Linked DNA regions of Homo sapiens: regions 2, 3, 4 and 5 are each linked to region 1. The links are chromatin loops, found by intact Hi-C in ENCODE. Cell type or tissue: mammary epithelial cell. All regions are shown on one strand. Region 1 overlaps LOC124903917 (a long non-coding RNA gene). Region 2 overlaps PEF1 (penta-EF-hand domain containing 1). Region 3 overlaps ADGRB2 (adhesion G protein-coupled receptor B2). Region 4 holds the start of HCRTR1 (hypocretin receptor 1). Region 5 holds the start of COL16A1 (collagen type XVI alpha 1 chain).

Evidence for each region. A loop is a pair of places that touch in the nucleus more often than their neighbours do. Peaks named below come from ENCODE experiments on the same cell type or tissue, not always from the same donor. Only the 100,000 strongest peaks of a DNase experiment are listed, where the experiment ranks them.
Region 2: a loop joins it to region 1, with 11 times the contacts of the local background. A loop is called at or near these places in 13 of 110 quality-filtered maps.
Region 3: it touches region 1 in a loop (9-fold over the local background); 4 of 110 quality-filtered maps call a loop at or near these places.
Region 4: a loop joins it to region 1, with 8 times the contacts of the local background. A loop is called at or near these places in 33 of 110 quality-filtered maps.
Region 5: it touches region 1 in a loop (8-fold over the local background); 13 of 110 quality-filtered maps call a loop at or near these places.

The regions. Positions count from the first base shown.
Region 1 is chr1:31,562,332-31,567,331 of GRCh38, reverse strand. LOC124903917 (a long non-coding RNA gene) reads right to left here. Exons shown (of 3, transcript XR_007065609.1): 3 at 400-2,608. Among named protein-coding and RNA genes, the nearest start is that of TINAGL1, 12 kb to the left of the region's middle. RefSeq lists a silencer at 4,030-4,324. In mammary epithelial cell, a CTCF peak has its summit at 3,095 (motif pointing left); a DNase peak (open chromatin) is centred at 4,181; H3K27ac peaks cover 1,089 bases.
Region 2 is chr1:31,630,727-31,635,726 of GRCh38, reverse strand. It overlaps PEF1 (penta-EF-hand domain containing 1), which reads left to right. Exons shown (of 5, transcript NM_012392.4): 2 at 205-505; 3 at 2,413-2,568; 4 at 3,089-3,232; 5 at 4,885-5,000. It also overlaps a transcript of HCRTR1 not described here. Among named protein-coding and RNA genes, the nearest start is that of PEF1-AS1, 11 kb to the left of the region's middle. In mammary epithelial cell, a CTCF peak has its summit at 2,418 (motif pointing right); no DNase peak of the experiment used is centred here.
Region 3 is chr1:31,743,708-31,748,707 of GRCh38, reverse strand. ADGRB2 (adhesion G protein-coupled receptor B2) reads left to right here. Exons shown (of 33, transcript NM_001364857.2): 5 at 3,977-4,060; 6 at 4,351-4,515. Among named protein-coding and RNA genes, the nearest start is that of MIR4254, 13 kb to the left of the region's middle. RefSeq lists an enhancer at 3,890-3,939. In mammary epithelial cell, a CTCF peak has its summit at 2,897 (motif pointing right); no DNase peak of the experiment used is centred here.
Region 4 is chr1:31,615,779-31,620,778 of GRCh38, reverse strand. It overlaps HCRTR1 (hypocretin receptor 1), which reads right to left and starts at 3,090. Exons shown (of 9, transcript NM_001525.3): 1 at 2,898-3,090; 2 at 1,963-2,023; 3 at 1,388-1,728; 4 at 1,069-1,247. The coding sequence starts at 1,586. RefSeq lists an enhancer at 2,485-3,174. In mammary epithelial cell, a CTCF peak has its summit at 2,458 (motif pointing right); no DNase peak of the experiment used is centred here; H3K4me3 peaks cover 587 bases; H3K27me3 peaks cover 371 bases.
Region 5 is chr1:31,702,775-31,707,774 of GRCh38, reverse strand. It overlaps COL16A1 (collagen type XVI alpha 1 chain), which reads left to right and starts at 3,758. Exons shown (of 71, transcript NM_001856.4): 1 at 3,758-3,938. RefSeq lists a silencer at 2,288-2,337. In mammary epithelial cell, a CTCF peak has its summit at 2,409; DNase peaks (open chromatin) are centred at 2,414 and 3,584; H3K4me3 peaks cover 2,385 bases; H3K27ac peaks cover 1,762 bases.

The DNA.
Region 1 (5,000 bases):
CTGATTTAAGAGTATCTTTTTTTTTTTGAGACAGGGTCTTGATCTGTTGCCCAGGCTAAAGTGCAGTGGCATGATCACGATGCACTGCAGCCTCAGCCTCCTGGGCTCAAGCGATCTTCCCACCTCAGCTTCCCAAGTAGCTGGGACTACAGGCATGTGGCACCACGGCTGGTTAATATTCTCAGTGTAACAGAGTTTCATCACATTGCCCAGGCTGGTCTTGAACTCCTGGGCTCAAGCAATCCTCCCACCTCAGCATCCCAAAGTGCTGGGATCACAGGCATGTGCCACCATGCCTGGCAGGTTGAAAGTACTGTATGAGTTATCTATTGCTGCATACCAGATTATCATAAACTCAGCAGTTTAAAAAAACACCCATTGTTTAGCTCACAGTCTCACCTGAACTGGGTGCTGAGTTCAGGGTGAAACCAAGGTGGCGGCCAGGCTTGGTTCTTTTTTGGAAGCTCTGGGGGGAAAATCTACTTCCAAGGCCATTCTTGTTGTTGGCAGAATCTGGATCCTTGTGGTTGTAGAACTGAGTCTCTGGTTTCTTGCAGGCTTCCAGGAGGGGCCTCCCTGGGCTCCCGGAGGACACCCACAGTCCTCACCATGCAGCTCCCTCCAACATCAAGCCAGGAATGGCCGAACAGATCTTTCTCATGCTTCAAATCTCTGATGAATTTCTCTTGCCAGAGAAAGCTTGCCATTTTCCAAGGGCTCACCCAGTCAGATCCGTCCAACAAGGGTGATCTCCCTAACATTAGGTTAACTGACTTGGAACCTCAGTTAATCTGCAAAATCCCTTTTGTCATATAATGGAATACAATCATTTGGTTCACATGCTCATCTTATTCACAGGCCCTACACTCATACAAGGGCAGGGGACCACAGAAGAGTGAAGGCCAGTGAGGGTCACCTCAGAATTCTGCCCAACACCGGTGTTTTGTAATTTGGGTAGATGTTGCCATGTTGTCCTCCGTGGGGATTATGCAGAGGGAACTCTCCTCCTCCAGCAACAGTACATGTACCTGCTTTTCCATGGTGCTGCTTAGAGAATGTTATCAAACCTTTGGATTTCTGCCAGTCTGATAGGAGAAAAATGGAATCTCAATTGTATTTTAAAATTGTAATTATCGCCTTATGAATAAGGCTGAGCATTTCCTCAAAAGCATAAGAGCCATTTATATACTTTTTTCTTTATGGCTTCTGGTTTTGAGGCATAGAAAGGTCTTTCTAGCTCTAAAGTTAATCAGAAATTCTCTGTTTTCTTTTTGCTTTTTTTAAAATTTTACTTTAAGTCCTTGGATACATGTGCTGAACGTGCAGGTTTGTTACATAGGTATACATGGGCCATGGTGGTTTGCTGCACCTATCAACCCGTCATCTAGGTTTTAAGCTCCACATGCATTAGGTATTTGTCCTAATGCTCTTCCTCCTCTTTCCCCATGCCCCCAACAGGCCCCGGTGTGTGATGTTCCCCTCCCTGTGTCCATGTGTTCTCATTGTTTAGCTCCCACTTATGAGTGAGAACATGCAGTGTTTGGTTTTCTGTTCCTGTGTTAGTTTGCTGAGGATGATGGTTTTCAGCTTCATCCAGGTCCCTGCAAAGGACATGAACTCATTCTTTTTTATGGCTGCATAGTATTCCAAGTTGCATATGTGCCACATTTTCTTTATCCAGTGTATCATTGATGGGCTTTTGGGTTGCTTCCAAGTCTTTGCTATCGTAAGTAGTGCTGCAATAAACAAATGTATGCATGTGTCTTTATAGTAGAATGATTTATAATCCTTTGGGTATATACCCAGTAATGGGATTGCTGGGTCAAATGGTATTTCTAGTTCTAGATCCTCGAGGAGTCGCCACACTGTCTTCCACAATGGTTGAGCTAATTTACACTCCCACCAACAGTGTAAACGTGTTCCTATTTCTCCACATCCTCACCAGCATTTGTTATTTCCAGACTTTTTAATGATTGCCATTCTAACTGGCATGAGATGGTATCTCCTTGTGGTTTTGATTTGCATTTCTCAGCTCATTGCAACCTCTGCCTCCCAGGTTCAAGCAATTCTCCTGCCTCAGCCTCCAGAGTAGCTGGGATTACAGGGGCACGCCACCAAGCCCAGCTAATTTTTGTATTTTTAGCAGAAACAGGGCTTCACCATGTTGGCCAGTCTGGTCTCAAACTCCTGATCTCAAGTGATCCATCCACCTCAGCCTCCCAAAGTGCTGGGATTATAGGCGTGAGCCACCACGGCTGGCCATTCTCCTGTGTTTTCTTCTGGGGCTTTTATACTTTCATTTTTTAAAATCCATAGTTTCTTGGAGCTGGAGGTGTCCCTTGTCATTTTCTCATCAGTGAGTGCAAAGCAGGATCCCAAAAGGATTGGAGTCCAGAGTAGAGAAAGGAGCTGCCGCGGTGGAGTCTGTTCAGTGCAGGCTCTGATCTCCTTCAGCCCTGCCAGGAATCCCAGCCAGCAGATCTTCTTCCAGCTTCCCTTTCTCCAGCACTCTTGATCTTCTGGGCTGGCACAGGGTCCAGGGTTGATGGGGATCCTAGCTGCCTGAGGAGCTTCCAGTCTGGAGGGTGATACAAGCACATGGCCAGACCTGAATTCAAGCCATGAGAGAGATTCAGAACCTGGGCTGGGAGCGCAGGGGAGGGAGCGGGGTGCTGATGGGGGTGGATGGGAGGCTCCAGAGAGGAGGTGGCGTCTGAACTGAACCTTAAGAATGAGGGGAAATGTAATGGCAGCGATGAGAAAGGGGAGGCACTTCAGTGCAGAGAACAGCAAGAGCAAAGACAAGGAGGTGGAAAATCAGCCAGAAACCTAGCCTGGAGAGGGTTTAGTGGACCATGGGTCCTTGATGGTAGAGACACAACATGACTTATCTCTGTGTCCCATCCTCTGTGCCAGAGGCGGCATCGACCAGACTTGGACAAATGAAGCAGAAGGGACAGGGGACTTAGAATACTAGGCTGCATCATTTTCTTTTTACTCTGACAGTGAGAAGCAAAGACCTCCACAAAGAAAGAAGCCCTTGGCTGTGTCATCATTTTAGAATCTGGGCACTCTCTGCACACCACTGCCCCCTCATGGCTGATCTAGGAATTCTCTCTAAATCCCAGACTGAAGGTGAGGAGGAGGCTCAGTGAGTCTTAGAGATTTGAAAAGCCGTGAAATCCTGGTTGGAGAACATCTGAGTCCAAAGGGCCCTCAGAGACTCTCTGACTTCCTCATTACATATAAAGAAATCAAGAGGGTGCTGCCAGGGAGTGGGGACAAGAACACTGAATTTGGTGTAAAACGGCCCTCAGCTTGCAGCCTGGCTCTATTTCTTACTGGCTGTAAGGCCCTAGGCAAGTGGCCTCACCTCTCTAAGCCACAGTTTCCATCTCTTTCAAATGGAGTCTGCCATCTGGCCGGCTTCTCTTTTCTGGGAATGCCACGCCAAGTTCCTCAGATCAATTCTCCTATTGAAAACAGCTAAAGGCCGGGCACGGTGGCTCACGCCTGTAATCCCAGCACTTTGGGAGACCAAGGTGGGCAGATCACCTGAGGTCAGGAGTTCAAGACCAGCCCGTCCAACATGAGGAAACCCCGTCTCTACTAAAAATACAAAAATTAGCTGGGCATGGTGGTGCATGCCTGTAATCCCAGCTACTCGGGAGGCCAAGGCACAAGAATCGCTTGAATCTGGGAGGCGGAGGTTGCAGTGAGCAGAGATCAGGCCACTGCACTCCAGCCTGGGCACCAGAGCAAGACTTGTCTCAAAAAAAAGAAAAAAAGAAAACAACTAAAAACACTGACATATTGGTGCAGCCATAGGGTAAGGCATCACTAGAACAAAGCTAAAGGGAAAACAGAAACGTAGACAGATAAACCATACGGGAAACTCACATTTACTCTGAGGGCACTTCCTGATTTGGGCTAGTTTGAACTGTTGTTTTGATAACTCCTCTAGGCAATGTACACAAATAAAAGTCCAGAGCACATGGTGGAAGATCAAATAGAAGACCTTCCCCCAAATTAGTTGGGATCCCAAAGAGCCATACTCTCAGAAGTAAACCAGCCCCAGTATGGACTTGTCAGAGGCGTTTGAATCAGAGGAAGAGCAGCTGCATCTTGAATAGGGGCTGGGTAAGATAAGGCTGAGACCTACTGGGCTGCATTCCTAGGAGGTTAGGCATTCTTGGTCACAGGATGAGACAGGAGGTCAGCACAACACACTGGTCATAAAGCCCTTCCTGGTAAAACAGGTTGCAGTAAAAAAGCCGGCCAAAACCCACCAAAACCAACATGGCAATGAGAATGACCTCTGGTCATCCTCACTGCTCACTATATGATAATTATAATACATTAGCCTGGTTCTATTTCTTACTGGCTGTAAGGTGAGGAGGAGGCTAGAAGACACTCCCACCAGCACCATGACAGCTGACAAATGCCATGGCAACATCTGGAAGTTACCCTATAGGGTCTGAAAAGGGGAGGAACCCTCAGCTCCGGGGATTGCTCACACCTTTCCCTGGAAATTCATAAATAATCTACCCCTTGTTTAGTGTATAATCAAGAAATAACCATAAAAATGGACAACCAGAGGCCCATGGTGCTGCTGGTCTACCTGTGGAGTAGCCATTCTTTCATTCCTTTACTTTCCTGATAAACTTGCTTTCACTTTACTCTATGGACTCGCCCCAAATTCTTTCTTGCACAAGATCTAAAAACCCTCTCTTGGGGTCTGGATTGGGACTCCTTTCCAGTAACAGACTTGCAGCTCTAATTTGTATCTCCTGGGTGGTCGGTAACCTCAAGCCTTGAACTTAGATTGAGGTGACCCTAGACTATTTGTTTCTTCCAAAGGTTTCTGGAAGAAGCAAATGAAAACCTTCTCTGGAGGGAGGTCCTTCAGTCAAGGCTCCAAATGAGTCACACAAAGAAATATTTAAGTACGACGGCCAGCACACAGTAAAAGATAATCAGGGCCGGGCGCGGTGGCTCAC
Region 2 (5,000 bases), 68 kb before region 1:
GGTCATTGGCGGGGTGACTTTGGGTAACTCGTTGCTCCTCTGGAAGCCTCAGTTTGCCCATCTGAGCAGTGAGATCATAATTCCAACCCTACCTATAGGATCAGTTGAAAGGATGGTGGTGGAAGTGCTTTATGGTTGTAAAGTGCCATACTCTGCCTAGTTTCTGGCCTCATCATTCTGACTGATATCTTGCTCTTCCTGCAGGGCTGCCCAGGAGCTGCAGGACAAGCACCAGGAGCCCCTCCGGGTAGCTACTACCCTGGACCCCCCAATAGTGGAGGGCAGTATGGTAGTGGGCTACCCCCTGGTGGTGGTTATGGGGGTCCTGCCCCTGGAGGGCCTTATGGACCACCAGCTGGTGGAGGGCCCTATGGACACCCCAATCCTGGGATGTTCCCCTCTGGAACTCCAGGAGGACCATATGGCGGTGCAGCTCCCGGGGGCCCCTATGGTCAGCCACCTCCAAGTTCCTACGGTGCCCAGCAGCCTGGGCTTTATGGACAGGGTAAGTAGTAATCTTGGACTCCGGGTACCTCTGACGTGGTTCTGAGTTATCCATGGCCAGCCTTTGTCCTTCCTGTGGGTGTGCAGGCAGCCTGGTCTCTGGCACCTTAGCATCTTGCTTCCAGCTTCAGTGTGTATCCTCAAAATGATAAGTTTGTCAGCTAGTTTTGTTGCAAGCATTTATTTGTATTGCTTGCTCATGCTTACTTTCTTTTGCTTACATGTCAGCAGCTGTTAGCTGGCTGTTGAGTTTCTGTTCCCTGTGTCTTTTTCATTCAGGGATACATGCTGAAGGAGCAGCTCCTGTTTGGGATATGTTATCTTTGTGGCAGAGAGAAGGAGCAGGAGAGCTAGCAAGAATGCACAATGCCTCTTAAAGCTTCTCTGAAGTACTGTATGTCTTGCCCACTTGCATTCTTTTGGCCAGAGCACCCCCTGATCAAGACTGACATCAGTAGGATGGGAAAGGATGCCCCTCTGCAAGCCACCAGGCAGTGGGAGAGGATGTACAATGCTCTTATAGGGAAGGGGAGATTAGCAAGTAATCTAATAATAGATTATTGAACTGGCCTTTTAAACCATTGTACCATATTAGTACAATGTCTGTGGGTGTGCAGACTGTGTCTCCTGGCTAGAGATTATTAGCCAGGAGACGATAATGTAGCCTACCATGGGGAGAAACTCAGTTTAAATATCCGTTTCTCTGTGAAAATATCTCAGAAGACACACATTCCAGGCTCTTTGCTGAGGATTTTATTTTGCTGTTATCTCATTTAATCATCACAACAATTCTGGGGAAATGGGTTCATTTTAGAAATGTGAAAATCATTACTCAGAAAATTGTACATTTTGCCTAAAGTCACACAAGCTAGTAAGGATCAGATCCAGGGTTTGAATCCAGGTCTGCTTTGATTCCAAAGCCTGAGCCCTTCTATACAAACTACACAGTTCAAACATGTCACAGAATCTCTCCTGCCCTGGGGCTGTGGCCCTTGCTCCCCTATGACACCGATGTTTTAGGAAGATGGCTAGAACCTGCCCGGATTTTTCCAAGGAAGTCAGACTAATCCCTAAGTCAGGCATACCTTTTTCCCTCTGTCCTTACTGGGCTTTGGTACTAGGCAGTGGTTTCTGTCCTCCACAACTGCCCATGGCTGTCTTTGTGTGAAGGGACCCCGATTGTGGCCAGTTAACTCAGTGTCCTAAGGTAGACAGACTTACCAGCTTCTACACTGTTTTTTTTGGGTTTTTTTGTTTTTTTTTTTTTGAGATGGAGTTTCGCTTTTGTTGCCCAGGCTGGAGTGCAATGGCGTGATCTTGGCTCACCACAACCTCCACCTCCCGGGTTCAAGCGATTCTCCTGCTTCAGCCTCCCCAGTAGCTGGGATTACAGGCATGTGCCACCATGCCCGGCTAATTTTCTATTTTTAGTAGAGACGGGGTTTCTCCATGTTGGTCAAGCTGGTCTCAAACTCCCGACCTCAGGTGATCCGCCTGCCTCGGCTTCCCAAAGTGCTGGGATTACAGTCGTGAGCCACTGTGCCTGGCCACTTCTACACTTTTATCTACCACCCATTCCCCCATCTCGCAGTTTACCTTTTCCAGAGAATTCTTGAAATGCTACAGGGGTACAGGTCCCCGTTCCTTAAAAACATAAAATCAATTAAGAGTAGTGTCTGGAACACTATACGAGAACTCCAGAGGACTCATGGAATAGAAATCAACTGCAAATACTCATGAATCTTCACTGAAGGTCCTCTTCCATCAGAGTAAGAATGTCAGCTTGATGGAAGACAGGGAAGGTGAATTTGTGAAGCTTCGTGTGTAGGAGAAACCTGTAGCCAGGAAGTTACTGAGGCTGGCCCTTCCTGGCATTTCTGTTGATGGCCTTCACACCCCTTCCTCCAGGTGGCGCCCCTCCCAATGTGGATCCTGAGGCCTACTCCTGGTTCCAGTCGGTGGACTCAGATCACAGTGGCTATATCTCCATGAAGGAGCTAAAGCAGGCCCTGGTCAACTGCAATTGGTCTTCATTCAATGATGAGACCTGCCTCATGATGATAAGTGAGTCTCCGCCTTGCCCTTGGGCCTGAGCTGGGGCAGAGCCACCTGATAGTGGACAGTAGGTGGGTAGGTGGGTGGGTGGACATTCTGAAGAGAAATTCATTGACCAGGGAGGACTGTGGGGAGGAAGCTAGGTTCAGGGTGAGATCCCCTAGACTGAGAGCTCTTTTCCTGAGATCTTTCTTAAGTTCTAGACCCTGCCTAGTTACAGGTTAACTTAGTTTCCTCTTCTGTAGAATGGTACTCCCTCCCCTGTAGGAAACAGCAGGGAGGGGTCAGGTGCCAAGCCTGCAGAGAAAATGCAGTTCTGGATGGGGTGGGGCTAAAGGTGTCCAGAGTAGGAGGACGGTGCAACGCTTGATGTGGGTGTCTCAGGTGCAGGCATCTGGGCCTCAGGGCTTGGTTCTGTGAAGTCGCCTACTCCAGCCTGGAGAGAAGGGCTGCCTCAATGGGTCCTGAGGGGGACCCTTGGCCTTCAGTCTTGAAGCCTTCCTCCCCTCCTTTCCCTCCTCACCTTCAGACATGTTTGACAAGACCAAGTCAGGCCGCATCGATGTCTACGGCTTCTCAGCCCTGTGGAAATTCATCCAGCAGTGGAAGAACCTCTTCCAGCAGTATGACCGGGACCGCTCGGGCTCCATTAGCTACACAGAGCTGCAGCAAGGTGCGGGTCATGGCCGGGGCACGATGGGCAGGACAGAGCTAGACTCTTCTCTTTACACCCTAAGATACAACAAAGGGGTTTCCTCTTGTTACCGAATGTCCACCTGCACTACAAAATGCTGTTCTCAGTGCAGGCCTGCATCCCTCACCCCTTCTTTGACCCAGCTGGGGCACTGAGCCAAGAGCCAGGGCAAGGAAACACCTGGGTCCAGAATCAGGGCTGGACCCTGGAGTGCTGGGTGAGACGGCCCCAGCCACAGGGAGCCTTAAGGATGGAAACTTGGCACCTTAAGGACTATGAGACCAGTGTGTGTGGCTTGGGTGACTCCTTTCTCTCCAGTTTCTAGCATGTAGAATGGAAAGAGCCCTGAACAGGGCTCAGAAAGATGGGTCTGTTGCCACCTCTGCTAGTGGACAGTTTCTTTCCCAACTTTTGGGACCCTGAGCACTCTAAAAGTTGCAGTTGGGGAAGATGACCTGAGGCCACAGCCCCAGGTCTGGTTCCAAACTGACTGTGTAAGGCAGAAGGCCACAGTTTGGGCTCAGGCAGGTTAGTAAGAGGTTGGGGGAGGACCCAAGAGGGAGCTTTGCCACCCAGGAGGGAGAAAGGGCTCCCCAGAGAGTCTAGTCCTTTGCCCAGGCTGTGGATTTCATTCAGACTAAGGAGGTCTGTGGGCAGGAGTGAGTGCACCACATCTGCCCCCAGTAAAAGGGAGGGGAGATGACCTATAGTAATCACCTACTCTTGCCAGCTTTTGTCGTGGATATTAGTAAGGGTGATATTAACCACAACAAAACGTATTTACTGAATGCTTGCTATTTTTAATAGGCTTATGTAATTCATTCTTCCCATGTGCTAGGTACTATTTATAATTCCACACCCTTCAATGAAGAATCCCTTATAATCTCCCTTTTACCGGTGAGAAAACTGAGGTTTAGTGTAGGTAACCTGCCCAAGGGCCCGCATAACAAATGGAGAGCTGAGGTTTTAGCCTGGCCTGGTAAGTTCTGAACAGAGGAAGGAAGGAAGCATCCCAGTGAAGAGACAGGATGCTCCAAGAGACCTTGGAGTGACAGTGACTTTATTAAAATAGCATTTACCAAGTGCTTTTTCTGTGCCAGTCACTGTGCTAAGTGCTTTACATGATCACCCGTTTTAATCCTTACTAGAACCTACAAGTTAAGTATTATCCCCATTTTAGAGATGATAAGATAGGGATAGTGAGGCTAAGCAACTTGCCCAGTGGCTGACTCCAGAGCAGGTCCTCATACCTCTGCTGTACTGCCTCTGATGTCTGCCCCAGGCAAGGTGGTCCTGGGAGCTCAGGCTTCCTTTTGGAATGCAAACGAATCAGAGATGATTGCGGATAGTCCGTTGTCGTCTCTGCAATCCCCTGAGCCTCAGTTGAAGAGACAATAATGGAGATTTGGAGAAAGAGGGATGAGGGCCTTCCACCTAAGGGGAGCATCCAGACACGGTCCCTGTTGTGTTTCTGACATCTTAGACAGACCCTTGGGATTTCTCTACCCTCTTTGTGCTTCTGTGCCCATCCTCTCGAAGTTCCTTGAACTGTTGTGATCCAGTATTCCTGATTGATGGAGGTGCTCATGGCAGGTTTTTGTGTGTCTGGTCTGTGTGCCCCTCTTCTCCAGCTCTGTCCCAAATGGGCTACAACCTGAGCCCCCAGTTCACCCAGCTTCTGGTCTCCCGCTACTGCCCACGCTCTGCCAATCCTGCCATGCAGCTTGACCGCTTCATCCAGGTGTGC
Region 3 (5,000 bases), 180 kb before region 1:
GGAAAGCTGATAGATTGCAGGACTGCAGGCCTTGGGGCACCTGGCCCACAAGCCGCTGAGCTCACTGGGTGGAACACTCAGGAGTTCTTGGGGGTACTCACGTCCCTTCTGGGGGCCCCTCCTTGTCCTCTTGGACCCTGCCTGGCTCAGCTTCCTCTTGGATTGCCCTGTTTTGGCCTCAGGGCTGGCTGGGGCCTGCACACAGTGTGTGCTGACTAAGTGTTTGTTTCAGTAAATGACACCTCTGCTCTTATCTGTCTTCTTCCCCCTCCAGGGAGAACCAGCCTTCCCCTGTGTGGGAATGAATTGCTGGCCTCTCCTCTCCTCTGAGTGGGATGGGTGGGAATGGAGGGGCAGGCAGGCAGTGTAGGGCCTGGCTGTGTGGCCTTGGGCTTGTACCTTCCCCTCTCTGGCCCAGCTCAGGAGGCCGGAAAAGGGATCCAAAAACTGAACCTCGGACATGTTCTGATTTTCAAATAGGGTGAATTCTGGAAACCACTGACCCCAACCCACTCCCGCTTCGCCCTGCCCCTCCTGTTACATTGTGGGGCTGGCCAGCAGATGGTCTGTGAGTGGTTAGAAGAGGAGCAGGGACCACAGGAAACAGTGTGAGACCCCGACAAGCAGGTCAGGCTGGTCTCTCACGTGTCCGCATTTGGTGGGCACTGGATGCCAGACTGGTAGATGCCCCAGACACGACGATGGGCAGGAAGCCCACACAGGAGCTGGATGGGAGGACTCTCAGCTGGATTTGCACCTCCAAAGTGTTTGTGAATAAATAGGGGCCAGGAGCTCTGTCTTTGAGCCTGTCTTAGTGGTCCCTTTGGTGCAGGCTGGCATATCAAATCTGAATGCTGGTGCTGTGGGACGGAGCTGATACTTTGCATGGGGAGTCAAGATTACAAATGACCATTCCTCGTGAGCCCCATTGTGGGGGAAGCTGGGAACAATGTATTCATTGGTGCTTATTTCTTGGTATTTCGCTGGGCTGAGTTTTGTGCTGGCATTCCCTGGGGGTCAAGGAGAGGACTCACAGCCTTCCCTCAACGGGCTTATGGTAGAGAGTTGGGGGTATTTCTGACAGTCAGAAGATGGACCCATCTGTGATGAAAGGGCACATAGAAGAGGGGGTGGCCAACTCTGCCTGGGGAGTTGACAATATGGAAGTTTCCATAGATGAGAGGTCATTTGAGGTGGGTTTTGAAGGTCAAGTAGGAGTTTTCTAGGCAAAGAGGGTGGGGAAACAAGCAAGTAGAGATTTGAGAGTAGATGGTGGGCTTCTTGGACATGCTGAATTTGATGGTCAGGAGAACTGCTCAGGAGGCAGGAGGATATCCAGGAATGGAGCACAGGAGAGGCAGGGCCTGGGGATGATGATTTGGGAGCATTGGTTCAGAGGGGGTTAATTAAGCCTGGTGGGGAGCACGTGCAGTGAAAACAGGACAAAGCATGGACTCCTGATATGGGAAACAGCAGGAAAATAGACCCCTCAAGGAGATGGGGACAGAGTAGCTAGAGAGGTGGGAAACCAGGAGAGTGCTTCAAGGGAGGACGAGTCAGCAGGACCAAATGCTGCTGAGGGGTCAAGTGAGACCAGGTCTGCAAAGTATCCACAGGATTTAGCAACAAGGAGGACACTGATGACTTTATCAAGAGCACGTTCAGCAGAGAGATGTGGGCAGAAGCCAGACTGCAGTGGATTAACAGGGGAGGTGATATTTGAGCCAGGAAGTGAGTGTCAGGTGAAAAACCAGAGTGCTGGCTGCAGAGCAGTCACTGACGGAGGAGGGAAACAGAGGGTCAGAGGAGGGCCTCTCCGAGAGCGAAGGAGGCCTGGATCTGTTCCTGGGCTGCCGCAAGGGGAGAATGCTGACAGGGTGCCGATGAGAAGGGATAATGGGTGGAGCCCTCCTGAGAAGGCTGGAGGAGGGGGATGCAGGCCCAGGCCACGGGGCTGGCCTTTGTGGGGAGAAGGGCTGCAGGGAAGTTGGTAGTTGGAGAGGCTGGGCAAGAAGCTGGGGGCTCCCGATGTTGAGGTCATCGCTGAGAGAGTGGGCAGAGATGAGCTTGAGGAGAGAGGACAAGGTGCAGTATGGCCACAGCGGGGAATGAGGAAGGAACAGAGCCAAGAAGGGCCACTGAGAAGTCCCGGGCGCCCAGCGGATGTGGAGCCCCTGAAGCTGTCATGGTGCCAGTTGGCACAGCCATAGATTTCTTCAGCAGCCTGGGGGTGGGCGTGGAGAGGGTAGCTTGTCACAAGGCTCCAGGGCTGGGGGAGGGGATCGAGGAGCTGGCACGCCTGGCCCTGCCACCTCCTCTGTGGTCCCAAGAGAGGCAGGGGCCAAGTGGAACTGCAGATGCTATTCAGAGGGAGTAGGCTCGGGTGGCACATGAGGGGCTGGAAGGGGTGGAGGCTGTGAAGAGAAGGGAGATGATAAAAATAAACGAGAATGACTGTCTTCTGAGCACTTGCCGTGTGCCAAGCAGGGTGCTGAGGGTTTCAAGGCCCTCCTGGCAGGGGGTCCTCACGTGAGTCCTGGGGGCGGAGTATAATGAATGTTGTTCTCCAGAGGATAAAGCAGGGTCAGAGAGGTGAAGAGACATGCCCGAGGCCACACAGCTGGTCAATGTCCACACCCCATTTGGGATCCAGGGTTAATTCACTCCAAAGCTCTTCTGGGAGTCCAGGTTTCAGAGATGGAGAAATTTCAGGGATCATGTGGATCAGGCCCTGGGGCTGGTGACTGACGTGGAGGGAAAGGCCCCAGAGTGGATGAGACCAGAGGCTGGGCTGGGTGGCAGTTCTGAGCCCCCAGCAGCAGATTTGCTCAGGGTGGCTGCTCCTCATGCTTGGTGAGAAAGAGCTTCCTCTCAGCTGCAGAGCCCGGGCTGGGCAGCAGGGGGCAGGAAGAGGCAGCCCTGGTGGGTCCCTTCACACTCAGCGTGCCTGTCCAGTACTGCTGGCTTTTAGAGATAGGAAGGAGCCTGGAGGTGGGGGAGAGGAGCACCTAATAGTCTGGGGATAGCATGGGGTGAGCCCATCCTCAAAGGCTCTTCCAGTCCCACCTGCTCATGCAGAGGCTGCTGGGCCTTTCCCTTCTGTGCCCATGTCTGCCCCTCCCTGACACCCCATTGTGGGAGAGGGCCCTGATGAGCTCATGTCTGTGCAGGAGGGCCAGGCTTTGGAGAATGGAAGCCACCAGGGCTGGTAGTGCTTCCAAGGCCTAGCCCAGACACATAAATCAGGGCAGCTGAGAGCCTGGTGGGGCCAGGGTCAAGGTAGCCTGGCCTCCTCGAGCACCTGCTGTTCTCCTGGCCTCAGGGCCAGCAGGAGAAAGGTCTGTTGGATGTGGGCACTTGTCCTAGGCCCCTTGGGTCTCAGAGGAGTGGCATTCTGACCTGTGCCTCCAGGTCACAGTCCAGTGCTGCTTGGGGAGCATGAACTGTATCTCAGAGATAGGCTCGGGGCCAGGGTTGCAGCAGCTCAGCTTGGATGTTTTTTCAGCCCCTAGGAGTCAGTACAATGGAGGAGCAAATGCAGCTGTGTGCTCTTGGACAAGGCACTTCCCCTGTCTAGCCCTCAGTTTCCTCATCTGTAAACAGAGATGATGGTTCTTCTTTCCAGTGAGAGGACTAAAGGAGAGGGTTATGGGCCGCACTTGGCACAGAAGCATTCCCAGAGCTCTTTCATATGGGCAGCCATGCCCCTTAAATCTCCCCCACATCTGGCTGAGGCAAGAGGTGGAAAAGATGACTGTGAGGTCAGGGCCTAGTCCTGTGTAGCCTTCTGAACCTCAGTTTCCTTGTCTGTGAAATAGTGGTGGTGGGGCAGAGGGCAGAATGTGATCCTGAGAGAGCATCATGCAGTTGGTTCCAGGCCCTCAGGCGGAGGGCAAGGAAGGCTGCCTTCACTGTGCCACTGTAACAGAACCTAGCTGGCCTTTGCTGAGCCCCTGCCACCACCTCCGTGTTCCAGGTGAGGAGCCGGAAGAGGAACCGAAAGTGAAAACCCAGTGGCCGAGGTCTGCAGATGAGCCTGGGCTATACATGGCGCAGACAGGTAACTCGGGCCCGCCTCCCTTCCTCTGCGGCGGGGGCCCGACTGTGTGCGTCTGGTGGTGTGTGTGCTTGGTGTGTGCCTGTCTGTCTCTGTCCTGCAGTTCAGTCGCGTCTGTGCCACATGAAGCTTGTGGGAAGGGCTGGGTGGCCTCCTGAAGAGCCTGTTACTTGGGGTCAGGGTAGGAGGAGCCCTCTGATGCCTGCCCCCACCTTACTGCCACTCCCCCTATCCCTATGAGACTGAGTGCTTGGGAGGTGCCCCCTGCCGCCGACGCTGTCCCTCTCTCGTAGGCGACCCGGCGGCTGAGGAGTGGTCCCCGTGGAGCGTGTGTTCCCTGACGTGTGGGCAGGGTCTGCAGGTGCGGACCCGCTCCTGTGTGTCCTCCCCCTATGGGACCCTGTGCAGCGGGCCCCTGCGGGAGACCAGGCCCTGCAACAATTCAGCCACCTGCCCAGGTAGGCCCATCCTCCTCCCCACCCCACCTGCCTGCAGGGTTAGGTCCTGCCTGGGACTTGGGCAGATTAATCTCCAAAATGGTTGGTTGCCTCCTCCTTTCATTCAACAAATGTGGCTGTTCCCCACACCATGCCCAACTCTGCGTACCATGCCAGCCCGGTGCAGGGCACTGGGGGCACAGATGGATCAGACCAGGGCCCATGCTACTGGGCCCGGTTCTGGGCACATCATTCCCCCAGTGCCTGCATCCTGGTAACCAAGGCTCGTGTTTTTACCCACTCCGCTCTGGCCATATCAGTAGCTTGCGCACTTTCCCACCTCCCTGCATTTGCTGATTCTTGTCCTATCCTTTCTCCCTGACCTTGGCTATTCAAATTCAGCCTGTCTTTCAAGATCTAAGACAAACGCCACTTCCCTGACCTTCCCCTCCTTCCTTTGGACACCCCCTCTCAAGGGAGCCTCCCCTAAGCCTCCCTCAGTTGAG
Region 4 (5,000 bases), 53 kb before region 1:
TGAGGAGGCTGACGGCAGGTGCAGGGCAGTGCAAATCCTGACTCCACCACTTACTGGCTGTGTAAATGTGGGCAAGTCACTCACCCTCTCTGAGCCTCGTCTACAGAATGGGAATATACCATCTACCTGGCAAGATTCTTGTGCGAATAAGTGAAATCATGTACAAACAATGTCCAGCTTTAGACCTGGCACATGGTAGGTGCACCCCTCCGGTGAATAATAACTTGCACCTACGTAACTTACTATGTGCTGGGCACTGTTCTCATCATCCTCATGACAATCCCACAAAGCGCTCTTGCCCCCCTGTTACAGATGAGGAAACTGAGGCACAGAATTCCCTCATCCATCTGTCTTTATGCTCAGGGTCACCAGAGTTAACCAGTTGAGTGGGGAGCCTCAAAATAGTGGGAAATCCAAGAGGCATTTATCTCTGCCATGGAATGCCATCCCTTCCCCAGGCTGTTAGGAAAAAGCCCTCATTCTGGGAGGCAGAGATGAGTCTGGGTCAGAGGTGTGTGGGCATTGCCTCTAGGGGTGCCCCCTGCCCTCTGGGGTGCAGGAAGTGGATCACAGGATACAAACTGAGAGAAGCCTTCCTTCCACCCCACTAACCCCATCCGGACATCCTGGTTTCCACCACTGGGGTCTTTCCTGGCCAGTGCAGGAGGGAGAGGAGACGGCTGTTTCCATCAGGCCCCTCACGTCTGCCCCTTTGGGATTGGGGAGCAGGCCTAGGGTGTCGTGTATGTGTCACTGTGGGCTGTTGCCTCTCTCCTTGACTGTGTGCCTGTGTACCTGGAGGTGACTATACATGTCCACACGTGTCTATGTATATGTCTGTGGCTGTGACCAGGAGGGGATCTCTGTGAGTGTGTGGGGTTGTGTCTGTGTCCTCGAGTGTCTGATCTGGTGGCTTGCCCTTGCTAGCAGCAGAGGATGACACTTCAGGGGTCATGAGCCACTGACCTGTCTGAAAGGCAAGTCTGGGGGTCACTGAGACCTATGCAAGGCCGTGGGTTTTTTACAGGCGTGACAAGGAGTGGTGAGGGGTGCCTGGGCAGAGCTCACCTGTAGATAGGGGATGACCTTGCAGAGGGCATGGCCGAACAGCCAGGACTCAGTGATGTCCACCAGCAGGCTGGCCGGCAGGCAGATAGCAGTCACCAGAACGTCAGCCAGGGACAGGTTGACAATGAAGTAGTTGGTGACTGTCCTCATGTGGTGGTTCCGCCACACGGCCAGGCAGACTGCAGGGTGCAGCGAGGTGAAGCTGGTGGCAGAGCCACACCCATCCTAGTTCTGCCTAATCAGCGAGCCCTCCTCCCACACAACCCCCTTCAATCCCCAGGGAAAGCCGGCAGCACTGCCGGGCAAGCCCTGGACCTACCCAGCGTGTTGCCCACCAGGGCCACGACGAACACAGCCACATAGGCTGCGATGAGGACCCACTCATACTGTTTTGGGTACAGATAATCGCGCCACAGATAGCGGAGAAACTCATCTTCATAGTCTGGAGGCACAGGGGACGGCTCTCTGCTGCCAGGGGGGACCCCCATCTGGGCCCCTGGGGTGGCTGAGGGCTCCATGAGCTCAGGAGCCGCTGCAGCAGAGGGGCATCCTAGGCTCTACAGAGGGAGAGGAGGGAGCTTGGGCCAGCCCTCAGCCCACTCCCTTCAGGGTGCCTGGAGGCTTGCACCCAGGTCTTTTCGGGTCTCAGCCTCAAACTTCCTGAAGGGAGGAAGGAAAGGAGGGAGTGGGAAAAGAGAGAAGGAAGGAAACATTAGGGATTGTGCCAGGCGCTTTGCGTATAAGTTCCCTCTTAATTCTCACAGTCATGAAATTGGTGGAGGAAGACAGACCTGGGTTGCATCCCAATTCCACACCAGTTGCCTTGGGTAGCTTACCTGGCCTCTTTCAGCCTTGGTTTCCCCATCTGTCTAATGGGGTGACAGCCCTACATACCTTACAGGACCACGATGAGGAGTAATGAGCTCCGATGCGTGCCAAGTGCTTCACCAAGAACCTGGTACGAGAAGGTAGTTTCGGGGACGTTTCCGGTTACCATTATTAGGGTACCCTGCTTTGCAGATGAGACCGAAGCTCAGAGAGATTGAGTCTCTTGCTCAAGGTCACAAAGCTCTTAAGCCAGGTCTGTTCGAACCCACCAAACACCGTAGATTTGGGAGGAGAAGCCATCCCGATTGCAAATATTTCTTGAGCCAGTTCAGAGGCTTTAACTTTGGGTTGGGAAAACGGGCCAAGGGAGGTGTTAGAGACCCAAGCCCCACCCGCCATACCTGCCAGACCCTCCGGTGGGCACTCGCGGACACGCACACATACAACACACACACAGTGGGGGTGGTGCGCGGAGGGACTGACGACCCCTTGCGAGCAAGGGGAGCATCCAGGCCCCCTAAGAGGCCCCTTTGGGTCCCCAGGGCCGCGACGCTCCCCGACGGCCGCCAGGAGCCGCTGTTCCGGCGCGCGGGTCGCTCTCCATTCATAAATCCAGCCAGCCCAGCTCCCCGCCCCTCCCCTCCTCCCGCACTCAGCCCCTCCTTCCCCCGGCTGGGCTAGGACGACCCCGGCCAGGTGCCGGAGGGTTGCGGATCCCTGGAGACCCCTGGGGAAGGGGAGGGGACGCCTTCATACCCCACTGAACGCCGGCAGGCCCGCTCCGTCCGCGGGACCTTCCTGCACCTCGGGGGCTGGCGGGGCTCCGGGAAGGCGCGGGGGAGCGAGGGCACTCGGAGCCTGCCTAGAGGAGAGCAGCGCTGGCCGAGGAGCCAGTCTCCCAGCACCCAGGTTACCCCCCGAGACTCTTGGCTCCTCCCATCCCTCGCCGCGGGTCCTTTGGAACCCCCATCCCAGGCCTGGGGGTCCCCCACACCCCGCACCTGTTGGCTCCGGGACCCGGGCGTTCTCGGCTGCTGGTCCCCGGACCTGGCACCGGGGACTTCGCCTTCCTGCGAGGAAGGCCGAGCCTCTAGGGGCCGGGACTGCAGGAGGGGGCCGGGGCAGCCCCCTCCCTAGGCTGCGCTGCCTCGGCTCGCGGGGCTCAGCACGATCCGCGGCAACTGCGCGGGCTGTGGCTCGGCGCGGGCTCCGCCGGGCTGCGCGCTGCGGGGAGGGAGGGCCGGCGGGAGGGGCAGGGCGGGGTGGGAGCCCCCAGACGGTCTTGGCTCCCTGTCTTCCAGCCCCGAGACCCGCAGGGCGGAGGGAGACGCTCGTTCCTTCTAGCCTCCCACTTCAAGCTTCCATCCCACCTCCATTCATGCGTCCATCCGTTCATTCATTCCATCCTCATTCATTCAACATTTATGCCCCTGGCCACCCCGCATTCTGGGCGCACTTAGTGTGTGCCGGCGGGCCTGGCAGCTTCAGAGGGCCACAGTGCAGAGGTGGAGCCCAGCCCCGCCTCTCCTTGCTGCCTCACCTAACTGAGGAGGAGGATGGCACAGGTGGGTCACAGGGGTGAGACAGAGAGGATGCCTGCACCGCCTCCAGCCTAGCTCCGGATGCTGCTGTAACAGCTAGCTCCCAACGATGCCAGAGAAGCCTGTTCTCCCATCTCCCAGCCCCCCATCCTATCTGCCCCCAGTTTCTCTTTTTGTTATACCTACTGTTCCCCCCAAAAATCAAGGACGCCGGTGGGGACAGAAGTGGGGGTTCGTTAATTCCACAAATAACGATTTATTAAGCTGTGTGCTAGGCAGTGAGTTCTAATAATACAGCTACCGTTTGGATAATGCATATGATGCCTGCTCTCATTTAATCTTCATATCAACCTGGTGAGGTGGTCGTTATTGTCCCCATTTTACAGATAAGGACACTGGATCCACATGGCGCAATGACTTGCCCAAGGTCGCACAGCAGAGGCAGAGCTGGGCTTTGAGCCTCTGCCCCTCTCAGGCCTCTAGCCTCTCTCACCAGACACAGTCTCCCTCCCCTGCAAAATCTCTCTGGCTGGTGGGGGAGGCAGGTGCACACCCAGGCAATTAACCTGTGGTGTGAGGAGGGTGTGAGGGCCCTGGGGGCTGTGGGGCACAGGAGGACAGACCGACTCAGCCAGGGCATGAGAACAGGCTTCCTGGAGCAGGGACATCTCCATGGAGACCTGAAGAATAAGAAGGTAGCCTGCAAGGGGGATTGTGGTATTCGAGGAGAGGCATTCAAGGTCAGGAAACAGCAGGTGCAAAGGTTTGAAGGTTGGGGATTCTGGAAATCACAGGTAGGTGAAGGGTGACTGCCTGAGCATCATGCAGTCACCTTGGCCATCCCCTAGCTCAGCATAGGACATTCCTAACATGTCACCCTCTGAAACTCACACTGTTTCCCTCCTGGGAGGTGACTCCTGGGATGCAACCACCATCTTTCCCATTGCAGCCAAAGCCCTTTTCAAAGGCTCTGAAGATGCGCCGTTAGGCATAGGAGGTGTGGGAGAGGAACTGGAGCAGCATAAGGGAGGGGGCCAGTGACCTTAACCTCTGCAGAACAGGAGGATGGACTGAAGCTAAACCCAAGGCAGAACTTTGTCCTTGGGCAGGTATGGCATCTGCATGGTGTGTGATGTCTTGTCTTCCCTAGGTGCTGGCCGAGGTAGGAGAATGAGTGAAGGGACTCAGAAGAGGGGCTGCTGTGTGTGTGTGTGTGTGTGTGCGTGTGTGCATGTGTGAATGTGTGGGTGTGTGCATGTCTGCATATGTGTGCATGAGTGTGTGTTTGTGTTTGAGTCTTGAATTCAAGTAAGGGCTGTGGTGTGTGTCTAGGGAATCCAGTGTGTTTGAGTCTGACTGTGCATATGAGCAGGGGGTGGGCTCTGGGTTGATGACTGGAGGTCACTCTGGGTGGGATGTGTCTGTCTGGGTCTTGATCTGTCCCTGTGTTTTGGCGTTTGTGTCTATGGGGAATGTGTATGTGTGAGGAGATGACTGTTTCTCAGTGTGGATCTGAATGTTCAACTGTGGCTTTGACTAGCACTGGCCTCCCAGCGTGTTTCC
Region 5 (5,000 bases), 140 kb before region 1:
TTTATTCTAGGAAGACGGATGCAACAGAGTGAAGCCAGCTGATATGGGTTTGAAAAGGTCTTACTGGCCAGGCATAGTGGCTCACGCCTGTAATCCCAGCTCTTTGGGAGGCCAAGGTGAGTGGATTACCTGAGGTCAGGAGTTCAGGACCAGCCTGGCCAACATGGTGAAACCCTGTCTCTACTAAAAAATACAAAAATTAGCCGGGCATAGTGGTGGGGACCTGTAATCCCAGCTACCTGGGAGGCTGACAGGAGAATTGCTTGAACCCAGGAGGCAGAGGTTGCAGTGAGCCAAGATTGCGCCATTGCACTCCAGCCTGGGTGACAAGAGCGAAACTCTGTGAAAAAAGAAAGAAAGAAAAAGAGAGAAAGAAAGAAAGAAAGAAAAGAAAAGAAAAGAAAAGAAAAGAAAAGAAAAGAAAAGAAAAGAAAAGGTATTACTGGCTGCCAGGTGGGAAGAAAGAAAGAAAAGAAAAAAGAAAAGAAAAGAAAAGGTCTTACTGGCCACCAGGTGGGAAGTAAGTGGGTGGTGGGGCCCCAAGGCAGCAGGCAGATCAGCTGGGGGCTCTTGCAACAGCCCAGCAGAAGATGATCATGGTCTGGGTGAGGGTTGCAGCTGTGGAGGTGGGGAGGAGTGGATGGACGTGGGCTGTATTTGGGGGGTAGAACTGACAGGATTGGATGGGGGTGGTAGGGAAAAGAAAGGAGCCAAGGTTTTCAGGTTTTTACCTGAGCATCAGAATGAATTATCGTGGCATTTAAAGGGATGAGGAAGTCAGGAAGGGCATATCTGTGAAGAGTAATCAATCATGTGTGATGTGTCTGCGTGTGAGCCCGTATGCGCATATGCCAGGGCCCAGGTGTGCACGTGTACATGTGGGGGTTCTGGTCCACTGTTCAAGCCTCAGAACTTTACACCATCTCTGCTTGAACGCGTGGGGGCTCCCGGACCTGTCCTGGGACCAGGCCCTGGGTTGGCTCTTCAACCTGCCCCAGCCCCAGGGGCTGCCCCTGCCAGACAGGGATTCCCCAGTGGGGGGCGGAGGGCCCTTGGGCACTGCCAACATCTGGGCATACTACCCCAGGTCCAGAAGGCCTTGGTAGCCCCATGCAGCAGCAGCATGCAGGCTCCAGGGCAGCTGGTGGTGATTAGCAGCATTGATTACCTCGTGGTGATGCCATCTGGGGTGAGGGCGCTGAGCCCAGCCTCACGGGATACCCGGGTTGCTGGCGTGCAGGGCTTTCTGGCACTGACTGCATGTAAAAGTGTCAGCACAGCTGCATGTATGCATGTGTGTACATGTGTCAGTGTGTGCATGTCCCAGTGGCTGTTTCTCTGGGAGCCGAGTCTGTGTGGCCATCTATGTCTGTGTGCACACATGTATGTGCTGCAGGTCTGCAGGCTTCTCTGCTTGCATATCTGAGTAATTATGCCTGTGGTCACATGTATGTTTATGTGCACACATGTCTATGTGTACAGGCATGTGTCTGTGTGTGCACATTCGAGTATATACAGTGCTGTATGCAGGCATTCTGAGAATTATGTACCTGTGTTTGGATATGTCCAGGGATATATTTCTGTGGGGTAATCTGGGCTCTTACATGTGTTTCTGTGTATCTTTGATGTGGAGGCGTATCTTGAGTCTCTACACATCTGTGTGTAACTGTTTCTAGGGCCAGGGTGTGTCTGTGTGAACATGAGTGCCTATACATGCATATGGAGTCTGCGTACTCAAGTGCTGTGCTAGAACTTTACCTGACTGCGTGTTTCTGGATGTGTGCACGTATGTGTGGAAGGGAGGAAGGGGCATGGGCACATTCCTAGACTGTCTATGATAGTGTTTCTAGGCGTAAGGTGTGTCCCAGGCTTGGCTGTTCCTGTGAGCACCCTTGGGGTGCTGTGGGAAGGCATCTGGCTCTCCCTTCTCAGGTTCCTCCATCCCTGGCCCAGCCACCTGCCCTGTCTGGGGCACGGGTGGGAGCTGTCAGGATGGCATGGTGGTTAAGAGCACGTGCTGAGTCTAGGCTGGCTGGACATGAGTTCTGCTCCACCACTGACTAGCTGTGGGATCCCGGGCAAGTTGTGTTTTTCCTGTGCTGCAGGTTTGGGAATAAAAATGGAATTCTGCCTTAAGGCGTTGTTGTAAAGATCGAAGGAGTTAGCATATGTGAAGTTCTCAGCACAGAGCCTGACCTATATGCGCTTCCCACCTCTCCCGAGTGCCCACTGCTGGGGCAGCACCCTCTGGTAGGGCAGGCGGGGCCTGTGCCCACCCACCCCGCAGGCCAGAGTGCTCAGAAGGCCCCACCCCCTCCGCTTCCCGCCTGCTGAGCTCAGCACTTCCCAGGCCCCACCACTGCCACAGCCACATCTGGGGCCAGCTCCTCACTGGGACCACAGTGGGGCGCCTCTGTGGCGTGGTTGGGGTTTCCGCTGACTCAGCGCCTCTGGGTCTGGAGGCGGGAAATCCCAGGCCTGCCCCTACAACCTCCCCCTACCCCGGGTTAGCCGAGGCCACAGGGCTAGGCGCGTTGCTTCCACAGAGCCCCCAGAGCCCCCCTCAACTGGGGACGCTCAGTTTCTCCCTCTTCAGCCCAGCATCTCATGGCCTCTTGAACCTACTTTGTGGATCCTCAGCCTTGGTGCCAATAAATTTGCTTTCGGTCTACAGCGGGAGGAGACCCTTGGTGGGGATTCCACCTTGGTCAACGGCCCTGCCTCTGGGCAGAACTCGGAACATTACCGGCTCCTTCCTCCTCAGAGCTCCAATCTTTCAGCCCAGCTCAATTCCTCTTGCGTCCTTGGACCGTGAATATAAAGCAGGTCCCTCCCCAGTGCTGGTGTAAAGGCTTGAAATCCAGTCCCGTCCCCTGCCAGGGATCACAGTAATAACGATAATAGCAGCAAATATTTACTGAGCTCCTCTCATGTGCCAGACCGTGTGCTAAGCGCTTACAGCCTTTGGCCCATTTCCTGCTTACAGCAAAGGTCTATGAGGCATATACTCTCACGATCCCATCTTCCAGATGAGAAAACGGAGTATGGTTACACAGCACATTTGGAACCGCAAAGCCAGAGCAGGGGCCAGGGATTTGAGCCCTTCCAACCTCATGGAGTAAGGAGGAATAAGGGGACTCCCTCAGTCTCACTTCTCTGGGAGTCAGGCCAGAGCAGAGGGGGTTAATTTAGCACGGAGGAGGGAGGGGGTTCCCACCCTCCTCCTCCCAGTACAGACAGACCTAGGGACAGACTGACTGGGAATGTTAGGCAGAGGAATTGGAAAAAGCTGACCACCGAGGCTTGGGCGGCAGCCACATCATGGGTGCCACGCACTTGGGAGGAGGGTCTCTACCCTGCTCCCTCCACCCCTGTCCCCTCCCCGCCCCCCCACCCCGCAGCCTTCTGGGGGCCCAGCCAGGGACATGGAAAGGGGGAGCTCTTCAAACTCCAGGCCTGACTCTTAAAGGGCCCGCAGGAGCCCCCTTCCAGGGCAGCTCTGGGCACGTAGGGTCCCGCCTAGCTCGAGGATCGCTCACCTGGCGGTGAGGCAGGAGGGGCGGGCCTGGGAGCTCGGCCAGACCCGGGGCGGGGCTGTGCACCCCGCAGTCTAGCCGCCTCTGGTGCCGCTGGAGCCCCCTCTAGGCCCTCCTCCTCCTCCTCCCTGGCGGGCCGGTCCAGCTGTGTTCCATTAGTGTCCCTGGCAGGCCCCCAGCCCCCTGGAACCGCCTCTCTTCCCCCACCCGGAGTGGCCGGCAGTCCCCGGCAGGCGTGCGCCGGGCAGCAGACAGCCGGGAGAGCTCGAGCGCCAGGAAGCTGGGGACCCGTGACCGTCACGGAGAGATAGAGAACCCCTAGCGGACCTGAGGAACCTGGGCTCTGCTTCCTCCGCCTGCTGCCTGGACTGCTCAGTGAGGTGGGGGGATCCCCGGCCACCGGTAAGTAGGGATACAGTGGGCGGCCTCAGGGCTCTGGGCTGAGAGGCCCTTTCTGCCAGACTTGCTGTGTGACCTGAGGAAAGTGGCATTCCCTCTCTGGGCCTTGGTCGTCTTCTCTAGAGCGAGATGAGCTCTAAACTCCATCCTGGTTCTGACTCCCTGCGCCCAAATCTATGCCTCTGTGTTGGGGTGAGCCGTCTCCTTGGAAGCTTCTCTGGCTCTGTCCTTGCAGCCCTGCACTCTGGCTGGAGCCTGAGGAGTGGCGACCAGAGACTAGGAGCCGGAAGGGGACAGGATCACATCCATCCTCACGCCTCCACATGCACCCACATGGCGCCACAGCTGGCAGCCCTTCTATTGGCTGGCAGGAGGAAGACCAGGATAGGGTTTGAGAGCTGGGATGTGTATATCACTAGGATGGGGGATGAATAGGCAGGCTGGGGGCACAGTTCTGTCCCAGGGAGAAGGGGGCTGGAGTCCTATCTCCAAATATATTGGGGTAAGGGGTCCTTTCTGTTTTCATTTCCTATCCATGATTGAGGGAAGGAAAATTGGATTTCATTAGAGTTGGAAGGAATGCAGTCAGACTTGCATTAGAACTTCCCAACAGGAAGACCTACAGGAGGAGTGGTCATAGGCTGGCTGTGCGCATGTGGGTATATGCAAGCTGGTGTGTCTGGGTATATCAGCGAGCATATGTTTCCGTGAGCATGCCTGTGTGCAGATAGCTTTGTATGCACACTGGTACCACATATGTGTCCTTATGTACATGTACCTGCGCATCTGCATGTGCTGTGCTGACACATGCATGGCTCTGTGTTTGTGCACGTGAGCTGCCTGTCCTGGGGGAGGCCAGACGATGTATGGCTCTGCTGGCCACTTGCTGAGCCTGCATCGATTTATCTGGGCCCATCCATCAGGGTTTAATAAAACTAAAAGACAAGCATCCATCAGCTGGGGGCGGGGGTGGCTGGCAATGAGGTCCTGAGCCCTAGAGACCTGCTCTCCTGCCCACTATACCTATGGGGAAAGCTTCCTTGGCCCCCACACAGCCCTATGGAA